Linked DNA regions of Homo sapiens: region 1 is linked to region 2. Evidence: chromatin loops called from intact Hi-C (ENCODE). Cell type or tissue: PC-9. All regions are shown on one strand. Links, peaks and the distances in the headings refer to the core of each region. The heading gives the core; the rest is flanking DNA.

Region 1 (11,941 bases), core at 3,870-8,869, 51 kb before region 2:
TGACTGTACTAAAACTCATGGGGAACTGCAAGATAACTTTATTGATGGCCATAGAGGATGAAAACAATGCATAAGGTATGGAATTAATTTTAAGCCACACACTGAATAGACAGTGATGTAAAGTAAAATGATATTTTTCAAGGAAAGACAATTATGTCACATTATAATCCAGTTTACATAAATAGCATACTATTAAAAAAAGCTAAGTCTTCAGAGCATGTAATTCAGGACTGTTGTGAAACCTCTTACTCTTGTTGGTTAGTTATTTTGTGCTGTAAGGGAGGGAAAATGGCTTCCTCCCTACTTCTAGGTTCTTTGGCTGGGATACAAATTAAATTGACATAAAACAGATTAACAGGAGAAAAAAACATTTTTGGCCAGGCTCGGTGGCTCATGCCTGTGATCCCAGCACTTTGGGAAGCTGAGGTGGGAGGATCACTTGAGCCCACGAGTTCAAGACCAGCCTGGGCAACATATTGAGACCAAATCTCAATTCAAAAAAAAAGAAAAGAAAAGGAAAAAACATTTTTAATTATATGCACACACACTGGAATCCCCCAGGTAATAAAAGTTGTCTGAGAGCAGGACTCTTCCTGATACAGATACTTTGACTAATGTAGATTTCTTTTATAAATATAAATTTATTTTACAAAAGGACAGCTTTTCAGAGATACTCTTGTGTCTGCAGTTGCTCAGAATAATCAGCTCGAAATATGCCAAATAACTATATTTTGGGGTGGCATATTTTTTATTTTTGAGATGGAGTCTCGCTGTTGCCCAGGCTGAGGTGCAGTGGCGCAATCTCGGCTTGCTGCAACCTACGCCTCCTGGGTTGAAGCGATTCTCCTGCCTCAGCCTCCCAAGGACCTGGGATTACGGGAACCTGGGGGTGGTATATTCTGATCTTCTGTAGTCATGCACTGGGACCTTCTGTAGTCATGCATTTTCTCTCTCTCTTTTTTTTCTGATTCATTATTTCCTTTTCTTTTTCATCTTGGTATTTGTAGGGAAAGTGATATTCCTCTCCCCGAAATCATATTATTCCAGACAAAAGAAAACAAATGCCTACACTTATCTAATCAATCAGAAGACCATCTCCCCCACCCTTTTTTTTTTTTTAAAGATGGAGTCTTGCTCTTGTCACCCTGACTGGAGTGCAATGGGACGATTTTGGCTCACTGCAACCTCCGCCTCCTGGGTTCAAGCGATTCTCCTGCCTCAGCCCCCCGAGTAGCTGGGATTACAGGGGCCCACCACCACGCCCAGCTAATTTTTGTATTTTCAGTAGAGACGGAGTTGCACCATGTTGGCCAGGCTGGTCTCGAACTCCTGACCTCAGGTGATCCACCCGCCTCGGCCTCCCAAAGTGCTGGGATTACAGGCATGAGCCACAGCGCCAGACGAACCATCTCCCTTTTAAGCACGCTGTCCCCTTGAGTTACCTGCTGGTTTCAAGTGGAACACTAAGGGAGGAAGCAGAAAGTTCTTATCTTGCTCTGCCACATACTGGATCTAGCTGAGGCTGGGGCTCAGGCCTGTGGTTTCCTGTAGTGTGGACTGAGCCATTTTTCCATCAAGACGTCAGTGGAGAGATGAAGTGAAAGGATTTAAAAGCGGTTTGTGGCCTGCCATGGTGGCTCACCCCTATAATCCCAGCACTTTGGGAGGCCAAGGCGGGTGGATCACCTGAGGTAAGGAGTTCGAGACCAGACTGGCCAACATGGTGAAACACCATCTCTACTAAAAATACAAAATCAGCCGGGTGTGGTGGTGGGTGCATGTAGTCACAGCTACTCGGAGCCTGAAGCAGGAGAATCGCTTGAACCTGGGAGGCAGAGGTTGCAATGAGCCGAGACCATGCCACTGCACTCCAGCCTGGGCAACAAGACCAAAACTCCGTCTCAAAAAAAATAAATAAATAAAAATAAAAGCGGTTTGTAAACTGTAACACCTTGCACAGAAACACAAGATTACTACTATTAAATATTATTTAGAAAAGTAGAGTTCTTCTTACCATTTCCCTGTTTCTTTCTTCTCACTTCCTCCTTTCCCCTTCTGACCATCTTTTCAGCCGTGAACATACCACACCAGCAAGAACAATAAGAGCCAAGGGTCTGAATTGTTTAATCAAAGGAAGAGTCAAAATAAGCTACACCCAGATTACTGAGAAAGGTGAAATGAAAACAAGCTCAAAACCAAATTCCAGGAAGATGCTGTCTTTGTATTGACTTACCATTTCATGTTTTCACACATGTCAAAGTCTTGAAGCTTCGGTCATTAGTCTTCCGCTTCCTAAAGCAAGAAACTAAATGCTGACTTGTGTCGTTTGCCCCAGATGCCACCGGAAATGTCATCTTCTCCCCAGACGCTGGCTTGCAAGCACAGCAGCACCCAGAGGCTAACCTATTTCCCCTATAGCCCAAGCTCTGAGATCTCCCGTCTGGTCACAATGATCTACAGGAGAGGAAGAAAGCTATCTAGGGACGAGATCTAGAATCAACTGAGAGAGATGCTTAAAAATCACCAGTTACTTTAATGAGTAAGTACTTTTCAGTTTTTCCATTTTATCTGAAACTTTAAGTTGGCATTTCTGACCAGCCTTTCTTGAGACCATCATTTTTTGGGCACTTACTGTAGACAGGAATCAGCACCCTAGCCTCCTTCAGCCCACCCCATGTAACACTAAAGAGACAACTGGTGCTTGGCAATAACAAAAATATTAGTGATTGATAAACTTGTAAATTTATTAAAATGGACAGTGAAAGAAAACAGCCAATTTAGTTGTGAACTGGAGAAGGGACGTGAGGCATCTGTTGTCTGCAATCTTGTATGTTGTGGTTGACCACAAAGGCTTGGCATCAGGTTTTACTTCCAGCACTACTTCTTATAAAATGGATGACCTTGGGCAGATTACTCAATCTTTTAGCCTTAATTTTTAAAAGTATAAAATGGAGAAAATTAGAATATGTAGTCCAGGTGCGGTGGCCCACACCCGTAATCCAAGCACTTTGGAAGGCTGAGGCAGGTGGATTATTTGAGTCTAAGTTCAAGACCAGCCTGGACAACATGATGAAACCCTGTCTCTAAAAAAAACTATAAAAATTAGCCAGGCATGGTGGCACAGGCCTGTAGTCCCAGCTACTAGGGAGGCTGAAGTGGGAGGATTGATTGAGCCTGCAGAGTTGCTGCAGTGAGCCATGATTTCGCCACTGAATTCCAACTTGGGCAACAGAGTGAGACAAGAAAGAAACAGAGAGAGAGAGAGAGACAGAGAAAGAAGAAAAAAAAAGAAAGAAAGAAAGAAAGAAAAAGAAAGAAAGAGAAAGAAAGAAAGAAAGAAAGAAAGAAAGAAAGAAAGAAAGAAAGAAGAAAGAGAAAGAGAGAAAAGAAAAGGAAAGAAAGAAAGAAAATAATTTCTTAGGTTGTTTTTGTTTTTGTTTTTTTGTGATGGAGTCTCACTCTGCTGCTCAGGCTGGAGTGCAGTGGTGCTATCTCTGCTCACCGCAACCTCCGCCTCCCAAGTTCAAGCAATTCTTGTGCCTCAGCCTCCCAAGTAGCTGGGATTACAGGCACGCGACACCACTCCCAGCTAATTTTTATATTTTTACTAGAGACAGGGTTTCACCATGTTGGCCAGGCTGATCTTGAACTCCAGACCTCAGGTGATCCGACCGTCTTGGCCTCCCAAAGTGTTGGGATTACAGGCATGAGCTACCGCGCCCTTCTTAGAGTTCTTAAGAAGAATAAAGAGATAAACTGGTAAAACATGTAAATACTTTTTGGAGGGTATGCTAAATAATGCCACTAAATAATTAATGTTGCTAAATAATAAGTTAAATGCTTCATTTAACTGGAAATCTCCCTTAACCACTAAGCCCACTTTCCAGATATGCTAAGGTGGCTCAGAATAACAATAGCAGCGAACATCTGTAGAGTTTACACAGCATTTCATTTGATTTCCACAATTAACTCTAAGGTAGGCAGTGCAGAGCTGTTGACTTATTTTTGGAGCTGGAGGAGAAGAGAGAAGCGAGAGCTCGGCTGGACACGGCAGCAGGGAGAAAAACCCCTAGGTCCGTTGTTGGCACTGAAGTGGGGAAAACCATGGCCTGGGGAAAGGCCTAATGTGAGAAGTTAGTCGGTGTGCATAGGCAGTATGACATTCATTTCACCAGCACAAGATTCTTGTTCCTCAGCTTCCTTAGTCCCTGGACCTTGCTTGTCCTTTCTTCCGCTCCAAGCCGTAGAGCTTGAAACTGGCAAGTCCTCAGTTGCACTGCCAACAGGCAAAGCAGTGGGAACTCAAGTTTCCAGAATCCTCTACAACATAGTGTGAGTAAAAGCCAAGGCAGAGACAGTGTCTTGCTCTGTCATCCAGGCTGGAGCGCAGTGGTGCCATCACGACTCACTGCAGCCACAAACTCCTGGGTGCAAGGTATCCTTCCACCTCAGCCTCCTCCTGAGTAGCTGGGACTACAGACATGCGCCACCACATCCTGATCATTTTTAATTTTTTTTCTTTTTTTTTTTTTTTTTTAGAGACAGAGGTGTAGCTTTATTGCCCAGGGTGGGCTTGAACTCCTGGTCTCAAGCAATCGTCCCTCCTTGGCCTCCCAAAGTGTTGGGATTTCAGGTGTGAGCCACTCTACCTGGCTGAGACTTGCTCTCATTTTTAAATTCAAAAAATGTTTTCCATAGATCGGCCGCCTGTGGAAAAAGGTGACTCAGGCCTGTAATCCCAGCACTTTGGGAGGCCTAGGTGGGTGGATCACCTGAGGTCAGGAGTTCGAGACCAGCCTGGCCAACACGGTGAAACTCCGCCTCTACTAAAAATAGAACAATTATCTGGGCATGGTGGCAAATGCCTGTGATCCCAGCTATTCCGGAGACTGAGGCAGGAGAATCACTTTAGCCCATGAGACAGGGGATGTAGCGAGCCAAGATTGCACCACTGCACTCCAGCCTGGGCAACAGAGTGAGACTCTATCTCAAAAAACAAAAATAAAAAAGTTTCTTTTTCCATAGAAACACTATTACACATAGAATTTAAATACTACAAAAATGGTAACAATAATGATAGCAACAATAATAAAATAATGTCCATTTTTAAAACTCTTTTGGGTAATCCCTTCAGAGGAGCATAGGTGCTATTTCCCCCATTTAAGAAGTAAAAAACTAAGTAGCACAAAGATAAAGTAAGCATTAGAGGTGGAAGAAATCCAGGCCTGCTGACTCAACCCTAGATTCCTGTTACTGAGTAAATGGACTTTTGTAGCTAGTCCTGGAGCAGAATTGTCACAATCCAACCTGTTCATCAGTTGAAAGCACTCGTCATTATTAGCTCTCCAATCGCCCTTGTTTTTCATCCATGGGAACTTTTAATTCAGCCACTGGTTGGAATCTAGAGTAGTCAGCATAAGCCTAAACATTTGAAACACAAATATAGCTTTAGTGCAGCACTGGGTTTTCCATCGGCTTTTAAGAAGACTAGCTAACAGAGTGATGAAAATCGAACTAAGTTATTTCACACCTGCTTTGTTTTCTCATGGAAAAATTTAAAGCTGTGCACAAAATATTGTTTTGTTTTTCAACAGAGAATAACAAGGAAAGCTACATGCAAATATTTCTTTCTAGATAATATGATTTTTTTTCTTCTTAATTTAAACAAGTATTTATAGCTGAGATTAAAAGCTCAGGCTTTGGAGCCATACTTCTTCCTAAAGAAACAAAAGGAAACCTTAAGCTTATCTAATTATTCAGAAGATTCACTGTCAATAATGGGTGTGGTGGCATGAGCCTAAAGTCCCAACTACCTAGGAGGCTGAGGAGGGAGGATTGATTGAGCCTGGGAGGTTGAAGCTGCAGTGAGCCGTGATCATGCCCCTGTACTCCCAGGTGACCAAGGGAGACACTGCCTCAAAAAAAAAAAAAAAAAAAAAAGAAGAAGAAGAAGAAGATACATTGTCAAAAGAATAGTTCTGCCATTTACTAGCTGGGCAACCTTAGGCAATTTATTTATTTATTTTTAATTTATTTTTTGAGACAGAGTCTCATTCTATTGTCCAAGCTGGAGTGCAGTGGCGCGATCTTGGCTCACTGCAACCTCTGCCTCCCGGGTTCAAGCAATTCTCTTGCCTCGGCCTCCTGAATAGCTGGGATTACAGGTGTGTGCCATGACACCAGGCTAATTTTTGTATTTTTAGTAGAGACTGGGTTTCACCATGTTGATCAGGCTGGTCTCAAACTCCTGACCTCAGGTGATCCACCCACCTCGGCCTCCCAAAGTGCTGGGATTACAGGCGTGAGCCACTATGCCCAGCCAACCTTAGGCAATTTATATAACCTCTCCATGCCTCAGTTTACTTATCTATAAAATGGAGATAATAATACTTCCTCCTTCACCGGGTTGTGAGAATGGAATAGGCCTGGCACAAAGTGAGTGCTCAGTGAGTGCCGATGATTACTAGGCACAGGCACTGGGCCCTGAGGGGTACAAGGATGGGTGAGACCCACTTCTGCCATCCAGAACTAGCATAGAGTGGGATAGAATGGCACATGGGCAGTTAATTATAGAACAAAACAGAACCAAAGGTTAAGTAGAGGCATCCCTCAGAGGAAGGAGAGATTTTTCTATCTAGGAGAGTAGGGAAGGCTCTCTGACAAAATTGTCTTTTAACGTGAGTCTTAATGAAGGAGCAGAATTTCAGTAACAGGAAAGGGTTGGGGAACATTCAAAGGTGAGTCACAGAGACAAACATAAAGACATGAGAAAAGGCCCTCTGGGCTTATACAAACCCTATGGTTCCCTGCGGGCTTTCAGAAGATCCCAAGAAGAAAGGATCATATCCCAAGACATAAAAAGTTTACAGAATGCAAAATGTTGGAATTATTCTAACATATTAAATGAATTTGAAACTTTAAAACCTAGATGATGAAGTTTTATGTAAGAAAACATATAAAATTAAAACTATACCAATTAAAAAATAATGTTTTAATCAAAGACACACTTTTTAAGGACTAAGAAAAATTGGGGGAAAGTAAAATATTTAACCATAAAACTGAAAACAAATGTGACATTGATCACTGTGCTCAGCTTCCCAAAATATATATTGCAACATTCCCCTCCTCCCTAAGCTATATCTTCAAAATATATATATTGTTTCCAATATTTGTTAGACATCAAAATTCTTTTTTTTTTTTTTTTTTTTTTTAAGAAAGGGATATCACCATGTTGTCCAGGTTGGTCTTGAATTCCTGGGCCAAGTGATCCTCCTGCCTAAGCTTCCCAGAGTGCTGGGATTACAGGTGGTGAGCCACCACGCCCCGCCAACATGAAAATTTTTAAATGATTGCCAGGATACAGATCAACCTAAGGATTTCTTCACAATTAAAACAAAACCAGTCATCAAAAATAAAAATGACTTTATCCACACATTTCAGAAGCAAAGTATATTTCCACCCAATTATGTATTCCCAGCCAGTGCTTCAAGAAAAATTATACAGCAGCTCTCTGAAATTGCCTGGTGAGAATGTGCTGCCATCATTCCCATTGTTGGTCAATGCAATATTTACATTTAGGGAGACTGTTCAAAGGTCACAAGACAATTATTTGAGAAATTCAGCCACAGTTTGATGGGAAGATAAATGAGTGTCTAGAGAAGTGGGAAGTGGCTGGGCATGGTGGCTTATGGCTGTAATCCCAGCACTTTGGGAGGCCAAGGCAGGAGGTTTACTTGAAACCAGGAGTTCAAGACCAGACTGGGCCACAAAGCAAGAGCCTGTCTCCACAAAAAATTTTAAAAAATTAGCTGGGCATGGGATGCACACTTGTGGTCCCAACTACTTGGCAGGCTGAGGCAGAAGGATCTCTTAAACCTGGGAGATAAAGGCTGCAGTGAGCCATGATCGCACCATGGCACTCCAGCCTGGGTGACAGAGTGAGACTCTATCTCTTAAAAAAAAAATTAAAAAAAAAAAAAAAAAAAACGCCCGGGCGTGGTGGCTCACGCCTGTAATCCCAGCACTTTGGGAGGCCGAGGAGGGTGGATCACCTGAGGTCAGGAGTTCGAGACCAGCCTGACCAACATGGAGAATCCCCGTCTCTACTAAAAATACAAAAAAATTAGCCGGGCGTGGTAGCACGTGCCTGTAATTCCAGCTACTTGGGAGGCTGAGGCAGGAGAATCGCTTGAACCTGGGAGGCAGATGTTGCGGTGAGCTGAGATCACGCCATTGCACTCCAGCCTGGGCAACAAGAGCAAAACTCCATCTCAAAAAAAAAAAAAAAAAAAAAAGAGAGAGAATTGGGAAGTGATAGGGGCCTGCATAGACTGCTTTTCCTACCTCCTACCCCTCCAACCCCAGATAACTTTATTCTCTCTACCTGAATATGTCTGAAACTCAGGAGACAGGTCTGGGCTAGAGACAAAGATAATAGCTACATTCACTGAGCACTTAGAAATGTGGCGGTGTCATGCTAATAACTTTACATGTGTTCATTTAACCCTCACTTGTTAGGAAAACTGCAGTAATATTGTTCCCATTTTATTGATGAGGTTTCTTCAGGGCAGAGGGGTTGCTTAATAGGCCCAGGGACTCAAGGGCTAGTAAGCAGTGGAGCAGGATCAAACCCAGGGGGCCAACCCCAGAGCCCCTCCCTCTCAGCCAGTGTGCTTTATTGCCCCAATTCTCAGTCATCTGCATACAAATGGGAATTGATAAGGGGATGGTCCGTTGTAACCATCCAAACCAGGACTCTTAAGGGTTTGGGGTGCTACTAATCATTCTGGGGAAACAGGCAGAAACCAGAACTGTTTGGGGCAAATAGGGACATAGGGTTACCTCATTTCCTGACACTCTGAAAATGGGTGGACACACGAGGATAAGAATGTTGAAGAAGAGAAGAAAAGAGCCCTTCAGTGGGCCTTGAGAAAGACCTGGAAGGGAGGGAGAAATAAGAAAAAGAGAGAGAGAGAGAGAAAGACCAACATTTGGGGAACTGCCAGAGAAAGAGAAACCCTCAAAAGATACTAGGGAAAGACAGGATACAAGGGTGTCACAAATACGTGGACTTGAGGGCTGGGTTTCTCAGAGGGAGCAGTCAGTAGTGCCCCTACCCCTCATACTGTAAGAACCAAAAAGTGGCCACTGAAAGGAGCAACAGGGAAATCATCGGTGATTTACTAACAAACATTCCTTGGCTTTGATCCAGTCAGAGCCAAATTAAAGTAAACGGAGGAGTGAGTGGGAGGTGGGGCCCAGACCCAGACCCAGTCAGTGCAAGCAAGTTTTTTTTTTTAAATGTGGCCTTGGAGTGGAGGCAAAAGATAGGACTGTCCTGGAGGTGGAGTCAAAGATGTTTCCTTTCTTTTTCAAAGCAAGAAACTAGAATGTGTTTAATGCTAAAAAGAAGGATCCAGGCCAAGGAGGGTAAAGAAAATGCAGAATGCAAATTATCCCCTCACTGGGGGATATCCGGGAGCGAAGTCCCTGAGCTGCTGAGGAAGCTTTACGCCTAAGGAGGTACCTCTCTGCCTTTGCAGGAGGGTGGGAAGCGGGGTGAGGATTTGAAGGTTTGAGGAGGGAGTCCAAACAGGGTTCTGTCTGCAGGCCTGTGTTTTCTCTGGAATCATTGTGGGAGGGCTTGCTGAGCCAAAGGATTAGAGGGGCCTACTGTCTGGCAGGCCTTGTATTATTAGGCCCCTGATGTACGAGATCTCTTTTCATTTTCACTATTATTTGACGAGGTAGGTAATATTATTCCCTTTTTACAGAAGAGGAAACTGGTTCAGAACTGTGGGCAGCCAGCCCAAGAGCACGCAGCTGTCCAGGGGCAGAGTCCACGTCTGGCTTCTTTGTCTGGAGTTGAAAGCCAGATCACCACCTTCTGGTATCTTTCATTTGTGTTAAAGGGGTAATAGGTAGGAAGTTAGCAAATATACTTTGAATAATGATGCAAGACCATCATGTAGAGGTTTACTATAGACTGTACATGATTGAAATCATACTTTTGTGTTTATGAAATGCTTTGATTATTTATTTTAGGGAATATTTACAAAAGGCTGTAAAACAAAAGTTTAAAAAAGTGAGGTCACTGGAATTAATGGTCCATAGTTTTATCTTTGGTTTTTACAGAAGTTACCTGCATTTCAGTTACTAAGAACCACCACTTCATTCATAAAAATGCTCTCTGCATTTCTTTCTGTAATTCATAGGCGTTGTTTATATTAGACTATTATTATGGGAAAATACACTGCTTTAAGAATTTTTAAACTTGGTAATTTTCAGACTCAAAGTGTTTGAGATTCTTCTGCTGATAGTTTATTTAAAAAGAATTACAAATTTCAGATTGTGGCCTGGTAGGGATGATACAAATACAAACTGAATATACCCACAGTGATTCCTTCCTCCACAAAGTAAACCTGTGATTACACGGAGCCCAGTTTGAAGATCTTTATTCTAGTTTCCGTTTTTCGCTTATCTCGCATGATTTTAGATGTGTTTAAAGACTACCTGGATAACCAACTTAGAAATACAGGCTATATGGCGTGGTTTCATGATGCGGGGATTCACAGGGGAATCATGGTTGTTGTTGAGGGATGTGAGCCAAATGTGCAGTAACAGCTGTCATAGCCGTAGATAGACGCAGGGCTCTCTAAATTTTTACTGAATTAATTAATGGACTGCAGATCCGAGACCTACGTAGGAAGTGAGGTCAATGTAGGTAGGTGATTCGAATCAGTTAACAGTCTTTCCAGTGGTTATTTGGCAATTCTTTTTCTTTTTCGTTTTCTTTTTTTGACACAGAGTCTCACGCTGTCGCCCAGGCTGGAGTGCAGTGACACAATCTTGGCTCACTGCAACCTCCACCTCCCAGGTTCAAATGATTCTCCTGCCTCAGCCTCCCAAGTAGCTCGGATTACAGGCACGTGCCACCATGCCCAGCTGATTTTTGTATTTTTGGTACAGACGGGGTTTTGCCATGTTGGCCACGTTGGTCTCGAACTCCTGATCTCAAGTGATCCACCCGTCTCGGCCTCCCAAAGTGCTGGGATTACAGAATTAAGCCACTGCACCCAGCCTGGCAATTATTTTTCTATTGCATTATTTACCACAGCATAGCATCTCTCAGTACTTTTCTGTATTTTTTTATTTGATCCTAAAGCCACTTTTAAAAATAGGCCTGCATTGCTTCTTCCACTTTGGTGTTGTATAGGTCACTGGATGTTAACTGACTTGCCTCAAATCAAAATATGAGTCTCTAGAGAATCCCCAGTCCACAAGTCACTAAGTTTTCCCAAAGAAAAGTTCGAATTGTTTGCTTTTCTTTTTTCTTTCAAAACTGTATATGGCATGTAATATAATTTTTGGCAAGTTTAAATTCACTTAGAAAACTAAGCAAATGCTGACATAGATAAATTATACAGGTGAGCTCATTAAAAATAATTCTTTATCTGTACCATCCATTCCACTAAAATTTAAGAGAATCTTGGAAAGTTCAAACTATTGGTTAGATCCCCCAAAATGCGGTTATAAGGAAATGAACCATTTATATTCCCAGTACAATATTGTATTAAGATAGTCATATGCAAGAAACTTATAAATTAGTTACAAGTACTTCCCACAATGAATCAAAACATCCTAATTTTTAGTGACTATCTCTGTGGTTTAAAACTTCTCTACAGTATCTCTAAAGCAACTGGCTTATTTCAGTGTACCTCTTCTTGTAACTAAAGATCAAAAAGAAAAGAAAAATCAACATAATTATTACAAAACATTAATGAAAGATAAATGTTATGTGTTTGGGTTGTGATCATTGTAAAGCAATAGTCAATGAGTTGTAATTCATAGCTTATGAAGCTATTAAAAAATTAATTATCCCCAAACAGGGAAATATAAACAAGATGCTGGAAAGTAATTTATTGTGGCAGTAGACATTATT
Region 2 (11,941 bases), core at 2,212-7,211:
GACCCCATCGTGGTATTCAAATACAACTGAAGAAATATGCCTTTTTTTTTTTTTGAGACAGAGTTTCACTTTTGTTGCTCAGGCTGGAGTGCAATGGCGTGATCTTGGCCACCTGGCTAACATGGTGAAACTCCATTTCTACTAAAAATACAAAAAAATTAGCTGGGCATGGTGGCACGTGCCTGTAATCCCAGCTACTTGGGAGGCTGATGCAGGAGAATCGCTTGAACCTGGGAGGTGGAGGTTGCAGTGAGCTGAGATTGCGCCATCGCACTCCAGCTTGGGCAACAAGAGTGAAACTCTGTCTCAAAAAAACAAAATATATATACTATATATATATATATATATAGACACGAGGTTATAGCTGAGACTTGATGCTTCTGGAGAGCGCAGTGTAGGGACAACCCTCCCCTGGTATATACGTTGAGCCCCTGAGTTATATAGAATCTGAGGCGCTCCTAGGGAGAAAAAATCTGAACCACATACATCTGAGGGGACTAGACATGTATGCTTGTGTTCAAATCATGCCAGGTGGTTCCAAAGCAGCCAGATTACAGGAAGAATGATGGGGATGACCATGGAAGAATTCTGCACGAGGGAGGAAGGTCTTGCCTTGGGAGCTAGGGATGACAGTGGTTTCAGGAATCATAAGGAAACAACTGGAAGTCAATCTTACTGACACTGAAGTACAGCAGGCCTTTACTTCCAACAGCAACATCATATGGTAGGATTCCAACTGCATGAGCAGACATTAATTTTGGTTAAAGCATCTGGCCATTGAGAATAATATTCTAGCTCAATGGCACCACTGTAGTCCTGTTAGGTGAGACAGAGTGCAGTTGGGAAGTAAGCAATAAGCAGGGCTGATCCATGGACACATGTGGGATCAACTGGCGAGTCCCAGAAATTGCTAAGGAGGGAAGCATTGTCTCACCAGCTCAGTCCACACACCCCTACCTTTAGGCCTTCTCTGTTACTATAGCATATTTAAAAAATCATAAATCCAGTTCCGAAAGAATTGATGAATAATGTTAAAGTCTCTGAAGGAGGGAGCCACAATAAATGGCACTCTTCTTGCTCACTTGCATCCTGAACAAGTTGAAGAAATAAAACAAAGGTAGAGCAAATGGGGATCACCTTTGTTACCGGCAGAGGCCAGGCTAGAAGACTAGGTTTTAGGTCTGGTGGTCAAGTGGGCTAAAATCAGACAGACTTGCCCATAGTCAGGCATTTGCTAGGCTAGAGCAGGCCTGCCCAGGCAAGACTTGCAATACAGAGAGATACTGTGCATTCTTGGAATGCCCACTCCTAATAGGAAGCAGCAAAGCTGACCCAACATGCTCAGCGATTCTTCCAAAATTACCATCCAATTACTCACTCCAGAGCCCTAGGGGTGGGATGAATAAAAGGGCTAAGGGAAACAAAACATGTGCTTGGAGAACTCCCTCGTTATAGAAACCAGGAGAGGAAAAAAGGTACGTCTCCTCTGTATTGATCAGGGTCCCATCAGGTTATTAAATAGAAGATATTAAATACGAAGAATTAATTATAAAGGTGTTAGAGGAGCTAAAATAGTCACTAGGGTAGATGAGGCATCCCAAAGATTAGCAAGTGGGAAGCCACCACCCACCCTTAAGACTGGAGAGACAAAGGAAGGATCTGGGGGTCCCTTGATAGACACTAGCATTATAACAGAAATATTCAGGCAAGAGCTGGAGCCACAGAGGAGGGCAGCTACTGCCAGATATGCCTCCCATGGCAGAAAAAGAGGACAAGAAATACTTTGGCTTCCCCTTTCCTCCCAACCTCCAATCTCCAACAGTACCTCTCGCTGGTTAAGTGAGGCTAAAACAGGTGGTCAAGAGAGCCTGGGTATCATAGCTTGCAACAGTCAGACATACAGAGCAGACACAAAGGATGGATCTGGAGGCAAACAGTCAAATAACCAGCACAACATTTAACCAGGCAGAGTTTTGTTGCAATTTTGTTTGTAGACGAAAGAGAAATTTACATATCATACACCCAAACCTTTCTAAATGTCTCATCACCACTTTTTGAAATTTCTCTCCTGCAGCAGCTGCTATGTCGTTTTGTTTGTTTGTTTTATTTTTTTGCGATGGAGTTTCACTCTTGTCGCCCAAGCTGGAGTGCAATGGCGCAATCTTGGCTCACTGCAACCTCTTCCTGTCTCAGCCTCCCAAGTAGCTGGGTTTACAGGCGCCCGCCGCCACGCCCAGCTAGTTTTTTTGTATTTTTAGTAGATACGGGGTTTCACCATGTTGGCCAGGCTGGTCTCGGACTGCTGATCTCAGGTGATCCACCTGCCTTGGCCTCGCAAAGTGCTGGGATTACAGTCATGAGCTACCGTGCCTGGCCAGCAGCTGCTATGTCTTGCTCCATCTTTCTTCCCCACCTCAGCTCTGTCTCCATTCCACTGGCTCTCTTCTGCTCCCACCATTCTCTGAATCCCCTCAACAAAAGCCTTGTCCAAAAGCCTGGGGAACTACAGTTTACTCCCTCCTCACCCTCTCTATCAACAATGACTCTCCTAGGGACTCCCTCGGTGACCACTCAGAGCTTTGAGATTAGGTAAACAGTGTTAATATGACCAACTTGGAACTTGCAGCTTAGTCAAGCCTGAGACAGTCAAGTTACCCAGATAAGGATAGACCATGCACCTACTTAAAATAACAGCATCAACAGGAGTTCTTCTGCTTCCCTTCCTGTTTCAAATTATAGCAATTGACCACTTAGTTACATTGGTTAATGCCCAAGACAAAAATGCAGCCCATCTCTTCCCCACCTGGCCTGCATATATGTTCATTTTGCATTTAGCAGAACTGAAAGGACTTCTTTCTGTTTTATTTTCTTGTAACCACAGAATTTAAATATCTACTGTTTTGTTTGTGGGCTCACAAAGAGGGTGAAAATCATTGCTATTTTATTTCAAACAAAATAAAAGATTACAGTCTTCCAATTAGAATAGGACTTAAAACATAGTAAGAATTTAAAAGCCATGTGCTGATTCATGGGAAAACATTAAGACACAGATGGGTTACACGATTTACTCAAGGTCATACCACTGAAGCAATGACTTTATTATCAGAACTATAAAGAACAACACAAATATTTACATGATTAATATTTTGTTGATAGTAATGGGGCTAGAATTAGAATATGGATTTTACGCTGCTCCAATCCCTGTCTGCTAACTCTGTTAGACTGTGTTTCCTACACACTGGAATTGCAGGATAGTTGCTGGATGTTCAGGCTGTGTGGTCGTGTAGGCATGGGTACAAATCCCAGCTCTGCCACCTGTTAGCTACGTGACCTTGGACCAGCCCCTTAACATCCCTTAGTTTTGTTTTTGGATCTAAAAAATGGGGTATGTACCTTCCGCACTAAGAGGGATAAGGGTTCAGTGAGATGATGTATGTTGTTGGGGAGGAAAAATTTTTCCTCTACTCTCTTCTTTTGCTGGGGGCGTGCAAATTAACCTAACAAAAGACAGACTAACAAAAGAGCAGACACAAAATTTTTATTAATATTTACATGCACAGGAGTTCACAAAAAAGGAGTGAAACTCAAAGAAGTGGTTAGACTCTGGTGATGGGTTGTTCTTCCCTTACTGGCACAGAGGAAACACCTTCACAAAGGCAAATTTGTGCCCTGCTTTTAGTCAGATAAGGGGAGAGGAAAGAACTCTTTCTGCATCTGTTGATTCTCAATTGCTTCCAGCTGAAAATAATCCTTACACTAAAGTGGCATATTTTGGGGTGGCATATTCTGATCCCCTTCCATGTAAAGTGCCTCAGCACCAGGTCTGATTAAAGTTAAGTGCTAAATAGCCCACTATCATTAGAAAAGTCTGTGTCCCCACCTTGTAGTAATAAAGCTCAGACACAACAGGATGTCATAGGAAGGGAATGAGGCATGTTTTTCTTTTCTCCAGTTTTTCTGCCTGGGCTTCCCTGCAAGTAAGATTATCTACATTTAAAACATATTTGATCGGCCAGGCGCGGTGGCTCACGCCTGTAATCCCAGCACTTTGGGAGGCCCAGGCGGGCAGATCACGAGGTCAGGAGATCGAGAACATCCTGGCTAACACAGTGAAACCCCATTTCTACTAAAAATACAAAAACAAAATTAGCCAAGCGTGGTGGCGGGTGCCTGTAATCCCAGCTACTCGGGAGGCTGAGGAGGGAGAATGGCGTGAACCCGGGAGGCAGAGCTTGCAATGAGCCAAGATCACGCACTGCACTCCAGCCTGGGCGACAGAGCGAGACTCCGTCTCAAACAAACAAACAAACAAAACAAAACATATTTGATTCACCTTAAATGGCTACTCATATCTGTCCTTTCCTCTGCAATGCTCTGCCTTGATCCTGGTCCAGGTTTATCTGGCATAGACTGCCCTCTGTCCAGCTCCTGTCTACCCCTCCTGGATCACAAACCAGAGAAAATGCAGAATCTTTCATGGGCTCCCTACTGCCTTCAGTGTGAAGCTCAAGTGCAAAGCCCAGCACCATCTATTCTGTACCTAACTTCTTAGTCTGAATCTCTTCACCTCTTTTCCCCAACCCCGAACTAATGGCTACCACTGACTCAGGGGAGCCTTCTCCTGCCTTCATGCCTTTGAATGGGGGGTATCGCTGCATGAAGCTCCTCTCTCCCCTTTACCCACTCAAGAGTCACTTACTCTTGGTAATATTTCTCAGTTGCCCTGCTTCACCCCTATTCTCTCATCCTGGCCAAGTTAGATGCCCTTCTGAGTCCCCTCTTCTCTACAGAATTTTAATTGTGCATTTTCTTCTTTGTCTCTGCCTTTAAGTTATGAACACTTTGAAGAAAGGACCATATTTAGTTCATCTCAGAATCCCAGTGCCCAGCACAGACCTGGCATAGGGTAGGCACTCCTTAAATACTTACTGAATGAATTATGCCATTTAGTCTGTCTGTGGTGGCACTGGAAACCCACAAGAATTTAACAGCCTCGTCTCTGTCTGAAGTTCAGGGCTTCTGTAAAGAATACGTGATGGAAAGAGGAGGTGACTAATAGTGATTCTGCAAAAATATGTAGGTAAAAGGAATGGCTGTAAATTAATGATGAAATAACCTTCCTAAGTTTCCTTGTGGAAGATATATGTTAATTCCCCAAATGTATGAGCATCTGTGTATTTTTGTGGGGAATATACAGTGTCTTTTCTAACACTGAGATGCTTGAAATGGGGTTATTTCCCTTCCAAATGAAAACCAATTAAATAAATTATATTTTTTCTGTGGTGCTTACAAAGTGTGGGAGTTGTCACCAAACATTACTAAATGTTCTAATTTAGTCATAAAAGGGCTGAAAGATGTAGCATAATTATAAGTCCAAAGTAAGTTGTTCTAAATATTTTATCATGTTCAGCATATGCTGTTAAAAAAAACCTCAGACTATAATTGTCAACATTCGATTCACAAAAAGTAAACAACAGCTGAGTATAATGGGATGATAAAGAATCTCTCCATAATTCCCGACATATGGCAAAGAGTATGTCCATTTTGAAGTGGAAGATGGTCATGTTTATCAACTGAGCCATTTTCTTTGTTTGAATCCTTCTAATCAGAAAAGTTCCCTAGAAACACTAGGAGCATTTTCCTGAGCAGATGAGGGAAATGAAAAAAAGCTGTATGGCACAGTTAGATCTCAGGCAGGAGGAATTTAGAACTCACAATGGCAATTGAAAGAGGCTGGGTAAAGAAGGCCATATATTTCTGTAAAAGCAGTCATTCCAGGGTTAGTATACATGAAAAACAAGTGCGTGCTTCGTGGGGAATGTATGGAGAAATTTCTACGTATCAGTCGTTTCTGTGAACAAGCTCTGATGGACCCAGCCAGTGTCACATCCTGCCATCATGTAGATTCATTTTAAATGCACGGACACTTAATCGTTTCTAGGGAAAGCCAGTGGGAAGCTGCTTGAAATTTCTTTTTCTTTATAAGATGTTTTGCACATGGGGGCTTTCAGCTCAAAGGAGATACTTACAAACCATTTATCTTCAGAGTGAAGCAGTAGAAGTGGGAGAGGCATCCAGGCACTGTTCTAACCAGATACTTCAAAGCTGCCCAGAAGAGAAAGGCAAAGGCAATTGCCAAAGAACAGGCTCTGCTCTTTGGCTGGCAGAGATAAGGAGCAGATACCCAGCACTGAGACAGAGGATTCTGTGAAGAAAATGCTGAGTAACAAGATTGTCCTTTTGTTTTTCTTCATGAATAATAACCGTCCACCCTAAATCCTTTTGGGAATGAACAGGGGGCTTTGGGAGCTGGTATTGAATGAATAAATTAGCAAATCATTGAACTAATTAATTAATTAATAACCACACCTAGGCAGAGAGAAATAAACAAGAGTGCTCACTGAGAACTCTCTGAGGAGGAAAGGACCTCTATATGGTCCAATGTAGTGAAAAATCTAGCAATTTGGAGATAGGACTGCTTTCTGAGCTTCAGTTTCCTGGGAGTGTTGTGAATATGTTTTGCAACTCCAAAATGCCATCAAACGTACATCATTCTGCTTGTCTTCTTGATGAGCTGTTTTTAAACATAATAGCGTTAGAATTAATCAGATTAATCTCACTGAACAAAAATAAAGGCTGCTTTTTCACAGAGCTCTTCATGGTGCCAGCCAGTGTATCTTTCTGTGCACAGTGATTCTTTCTATATAGAGACTCTCTGTTAAGCTCAAAAGGAGCTCCAAGGAGAAGCCCCATAAAGACAGCACAATCAACAGGTACACATGCTGCTGTTATTCAAGGCTACTCAAAAGAACATAAAACAATTCTGAGAAAAAAAGAGACTTCAGGGAAAAACTCAAGGTTCAGTGTATGACTTCTTGGTGGAAAAGATGGCATCACTGTTGCCTGAGACACAGCAAGATAAGAGTGAGGATTCTGGAGGGAAAACATCCCTAATAATGAGAGGAGAGCCTAGGTGGCTGAGCTGTTTGATTGACATCTCTGTCTGTCGAAAGCCATAACATACTCAGGCTGTCCTCGAGGAGCTGAGAAAAGTGGGGAAGAGAGTGTAAGACTGATCTGCCCTCTGGAATCGCTTTAGACAGGCCGGAGTCACAGGAAGCATGCCAAACCTAGGACAGTACAGGAATGATTGCCAAAGGAAACAGAACAGGTCTTTTTTCAAAGAAAAGAAAAGAACAATAGCAGCCGAAGTAGAAGGAAAAGCCTCAGTGTGCCAGCAGGTAGACATTCTGACCTCTCTTATTATAAAACACACAATAATTTCTTAAATGTTTAATGATGATGGAAGAAAATTGTGTCTTAAAATGAAATGAAGTTGGAGAAAGTAGTATGTCTGGGTCCCCACTCCAAGTCCTTTAATCATGAGAAGTAACTGCATTTCATTATAATGTGCACTATGATGCCACCTGATTCGTGGTGTGGATCCTAAAGGATGATTCTAGTCATTCTCTTTCTTAAACAATTTTTGGTAATTTTGATTCTTTCTCTTTATGATGTTCCTTTTCATCCATTATCTTCTCTTATGGTACTTACCTAATGATTAAATGTTGAGTTAGGAGACGGTAATTAGATTCCATCTCCCATTTTCCTGGTTTAACTTGACCTTTTTCTTGATGAGATATTTTCTTCCATTGGGTATTGGCATTTCGATGCCCCCTAGGCAAGCTATTTTGGATTTCTCCTTGCTGCAGAACTTGAAGGGTTTCAATGTGAAAAATAAGTCTATCTTTTTTTTTTTTTTTTTTTTTTTTTTTTTGAGACGCAGTTTCGCTCTTGCTGTCCAGGCTGGAGTGCAATGGTGTGATCTCGGCTCACCGCAACCTCTGCCTCCTGGGTTCAAGCAATTCTCCTGCCTCAGCCTCCCTAGTAGCTGGGATTATAGGCATGCATCACCACGCCCAGCTAATTTTGTATTTTTAGTAGAGATGGAGTTTCTCCATGTTGGTCAGGCTGGTCTCGAAGTCCCAATCTCAGGTGAACTGCCTGCCTCGGCCTCCCAAAGTTCCGGGATTATAGGCGTGAGCCACCACACCCAGCCTGTCATTTCGTTTTTTAAACCAACAACATTTAAATGGGTTCTGGCCAACTTTCTAGGCAAAGGTACGGAAATATATTGTATATCACATCACAGATGACAAGTGCTTCCAAAGAATATAAATGCTATTTTAGGCTTAGGTTTCTACATTGTCTAAGTTTCCATTACTTAAAGGAGAGACTTTCTTGCAGAAGGTATATTACTTCATACACAAGTTGGGATTTATACTGACTTTCCTAACATATGTATCTGGGAGAAACATTTGTGTGCAGTAGAAATGAAACCAGTCTAATTTTCCCATAGAACTGATGTTTTCAGTCTTTTAAAATAAACATAGAAATTGACCCTCCTGGTCTTAAAGCTTGAAACTTACAATCTGAGTTCCTTTCTCAGGAAATCATCATCAGGCCTTCTCAGATAGTATCAAGGAACTGAAACTCACCAGATCACTGCATCCAGACAATGAGATGCCAGATCCCTCACCCATCATGATTCCCAAACTGACTGCGTGCTTCCTATTGACCATCACCTCTTCCTTACTCCTCCCTGATTTCTGTTTTCCTGCTCATAGTTACATTCCTTCCCTGATATATAAATCCCCAACTTTAGTCAGTTGGAGAGACGGATTTGAGACTTATTTCCCATCTCCCTGGCTCACGTCACCTAAATAAAACCTTTCTTCCCTGGCAATACTCATTGTATCAGTGATTGGCTTTCTGTGTAGCGAGCAATGGGACATAGACTATACCCCTGACATTTTGGTGGCAGAAAGAGTTAATTACTAATCAAGTTTTCTCATTGATTTTTGATAATTTTTTTTAATTTTGTTTTTTGTTTTTCGTTTTTTTTTGAGATGGAGTCTCACTCTGTTGCCTAGTACGATCTCAGTTCACTGTAACCTCTGCTTCCTGGGTTAAAGCAATTCTTCTGCCTCAGCCTCCCTGAGTAGCTGGGATTATAGATGCCCACTACCATGCCTGGCTAATTTTTGTATTTTTAGTGGGGATAGGGTTTCACCATATTGGATAGGCTGGTCTCGAACACTTGAGCTCAAGTGATCCACCCTCCTCAACCTCCCAAAGTGCTAGGATTACAGGCAGGATACAGAGTTCTTGATGGTGTAGTTTGTATTTTTCCAAGGTAGATCTTAAACTGGCAACATAATTACACTTACTCTTGTCTTTTAGGCTAAAAAATAATTGTCAGTACTTGTGGAATGTCAATATTTCTGTGTTGCTTAATTAGATCATAGAGAATGCTCAGTTTCCTGGAGCATGTTTTCTTTTTGTTTGGTTTGTTTTGAGAGAAGGAGATTAGCAGGGTACAGAAAGCCAATTCTCTGAGATTACTGGAAAATAAAGCATTTACATAAATAGTTCCAGAAAGATTTATATGGATCTATTTTCAAAAATTATAGTCTGTAGACTTGCAGGTAAAAAAGCTCCAAGCAGGGAAAATAGGCAGAATTAGTTTCTCAGGAAGAACATGTGTTTGGATGCCTCTTAAATTTATGATTTTAGGATAATCTAATACCACTATAATTATACTACTACTATATATTTTTCTACATGATACTCCGGTTTAGCTCAGCAAGAGTTACAGATGTTTGCTAATTCCTGAAGCATCTGAAACAGGTATTAAGTCATTCACCTACCGATATTTAATGAGCCCTGTCTAGGAGCAAGACATTATGGCAATACGCAGGAGACTTTTTTTTTTTTTTGGAGACAGAGTCTAATTGTGTCACTTAGGCTTAAGTGCAGTGATGCAGTCTCGGCTTACTGCAACCTCCACCTCCATCTCCTGAGTAGCTGGGACTATAGGTGTGCATGACAATGCCCAGCTAATTTTTGTATTTTTAGTAGACACAGGGTTTCGTCAGGCTGCCCAGGCTGGTCACAAACTCCTGGGCTCAAGTGACCCCACCAGCCTCGGCCTCCCAAAGTGCTGGAATTATAGGCGTGAGCCACCATACCCGGCCTGCAAGAGACTTTTAGATGAAATCCTAGTTAATCCTAGTTAAGATCTGGTTAATAGAGTTAAGCACTACCACACAATGTTTACTACATTGTTCAAATATACAACACACATTTGCAAATCTTAAATAAATGAAACCGGAAATAAACTTACTGTGGGTCACTGTGTACCTCAATTTCGTTGTGTGTAATGCTGTGATCCTTCTATCTTTATAGTACCTTTACACACAATGGTGACTCAATAAATGTTTGTTGATGGCAGGCTGAATGAGTGTAGATATGAAGAAAGTAATCCCCACCACCACCCTGCCCTGAAAAACTGATTGCATTATGGTGCTTCTAATTAACTTTTGGTAGATACTAAATGAAAGGGGACCGAACTCTGACCCAAAGTTCATGTTTACAGCTTTGAACAGATTGAGTTTCACTCTTGAAGTGTGTGAACACAAAACAGCAGAACCCAGTGAGACAGGAAGCAGACAATTTTAACCATAGCTACTGCCACTGGAGGGGTGGGGTAGTTTGGGCTTTATTGTGCAAGACAGGAAGTATCCAGAGAGAAGAAGGAAAGGTATGAACTTGTATTGAGTGTTAAGTCTGTGTCAGGCATCAGGCCAGCAGCTTATATAAACCATTGTTGGATCACTCTGCCATTCTGAACTGGAGCCATTTAAAGATAAAAAGGACGACTCTTAGAAGTGTTATAGTTAGATAACTTGCCCAAAAAGTCTCACAGCTCACATTTGGCAGGTTCTGGATTGAAACTCAGACCAGTCTGCTTTGAAGGCCACAGCTTTCCCACTCTGCTCAGCTGTTTCCATTCTGCCTTTTGTAGTAAGAGGACTGACCATTTGAATTAGGTTCTCTTGGTTTTAAGAATAAGACTTAGGTCACCTCAAGTAATGAAGAATGTGCTATGTCCATTCCTTTAGAAAAGAGGAGCCAGTGATCTCAGGCTCATGACAAAGTCTCAGGAAACCCAGGAAAAGCAGAACCACCAGCTTTCAGAAAGGGTAGGAATGTTGTCAGAGCCAGGTCTCAAGGCGACGAATGAGAAAGTTGTTTAGATGCCAAGACAATTCTGGGAGTGCGAGTGTGGGATCTTCTGGGTCTTCTGGAAGGCCACTCACCATTAACATGACCCACTGACCCTCTGCAAGTTTGTTTTTTGGGGCATCTCTGGTTCTCTTTCATCATTGACTGGCTTTCCCACCTTTTTCTCACAATCTTTCTCTTAACGCCTATCCGCCCCTTGATTGTGCTCCCTCTCTACTTTAAGTGACTTATGACCCCTCATGGTCTCCACTCTTCTTCAAGGCTTCTTTCTTTTGCAGTATCTCAACAACTCTCAGTATATACTGCTCCATTTTCTCAGTGTTTCTTAATTCTAGTTCCTGAGAATTAGACTGCTGAAGCCAGCTTTACCTTGTTTGGAAAGGCTTTTCATGCTGGAATATCTCATGGGCTTCTAACAAGCCTAGAGGTCTGGGCTGCCCTGAGTTAGGGGTCCAGCCAGGTTTAGTCACCCCAGGAAAGTTGTGGGTGCACCTAGTTCCTTTAGAAGTGGCTAGGGACTGGGAAGGCACAGTGACTGACATACTGGTAGTGATGGATGAGAATGAAAATTGATCTCCCATAAACATCAGGTCAGCAGCAGAAAGGGGAGGTCACAAAATGGTAGTGGCACAAGCTGGCACTGCATAGAGTGGGAGGAAGATGGCACTAGGAAGAAATGCAAATATTTTTAGTCAAGAATTGGGAGTGACTGGGGAAGGAGCTACAGACCATGAGTCATCCATGAGTCATTCCTTCATAAGAATATGAAGGTTTCTTCACCAGAGACCTCTAGGAATGCTTCCTGTCTCTCCTTTTGTTGTTTCATTAAAATGTGTGCAATCTTACTGAGAAT

Evidence for each region. Peaks named below come from ENCODE experiments on the same cell type or tissue, not always from the same donor. Only the 100,000 strongest peaks of a DNase experiment are listed, where the experiment ranks them.
Region 1: a loop joins it to region 2, with 12 times the contacts of the local background. A loop is called at or near these places in 15 of 110 quality-filtered maps.

What each region holds. Positions count from the first base shown.
Region 1 is chr12:47,214,151-47,226,091 of GRCh38, forward strand. It overlaps PCED1B (PC-esterase domain containing 1B), which reads left to right. Exons shown (of 4, transcript NM_138371.3): 3 at 2,072-2,539. PCED1B-AS1 (PCED1B antisense RNA 1) reads right to left here and starts at 2,293. Exons shown (of 3, transcript NR_026544.1): 1 at 2,234-2,293; 2 at 2,015-2,114. RefSeq lists enhancers at 6,492-6,992, 7,288-8,019, 8,020-8,750, 8,751-9,481. In PC-9, for the core only: no CTCF peak of the experiment used is centred there; DNase peaks (open chromatin) are centred at 6,741 and 7,631; H3K4me3 peaks cover 577 bases; H3K27ac peaks cover 2,909 bases.
Region 2 is chr12:47,266,453-47,278,393 of GRCh38, forward strand. No RefSeq gene overlaps it. Among named protein-coding and RNA genes, the nearest start is that of PCED1B-AS1, 56 kb to the left of the region's middle. RefSeq lists enhancers at 1,954-2,003, 4,344-5,543. In PC-9, for the core only: no CTCF peak of the experiment used is centred there; DNase peaks (open chromatin) are centred at 4,999 and 6,549; H3K4me3 peaks cover 972 bases; H3K27ac peaks cover 5,000 bases.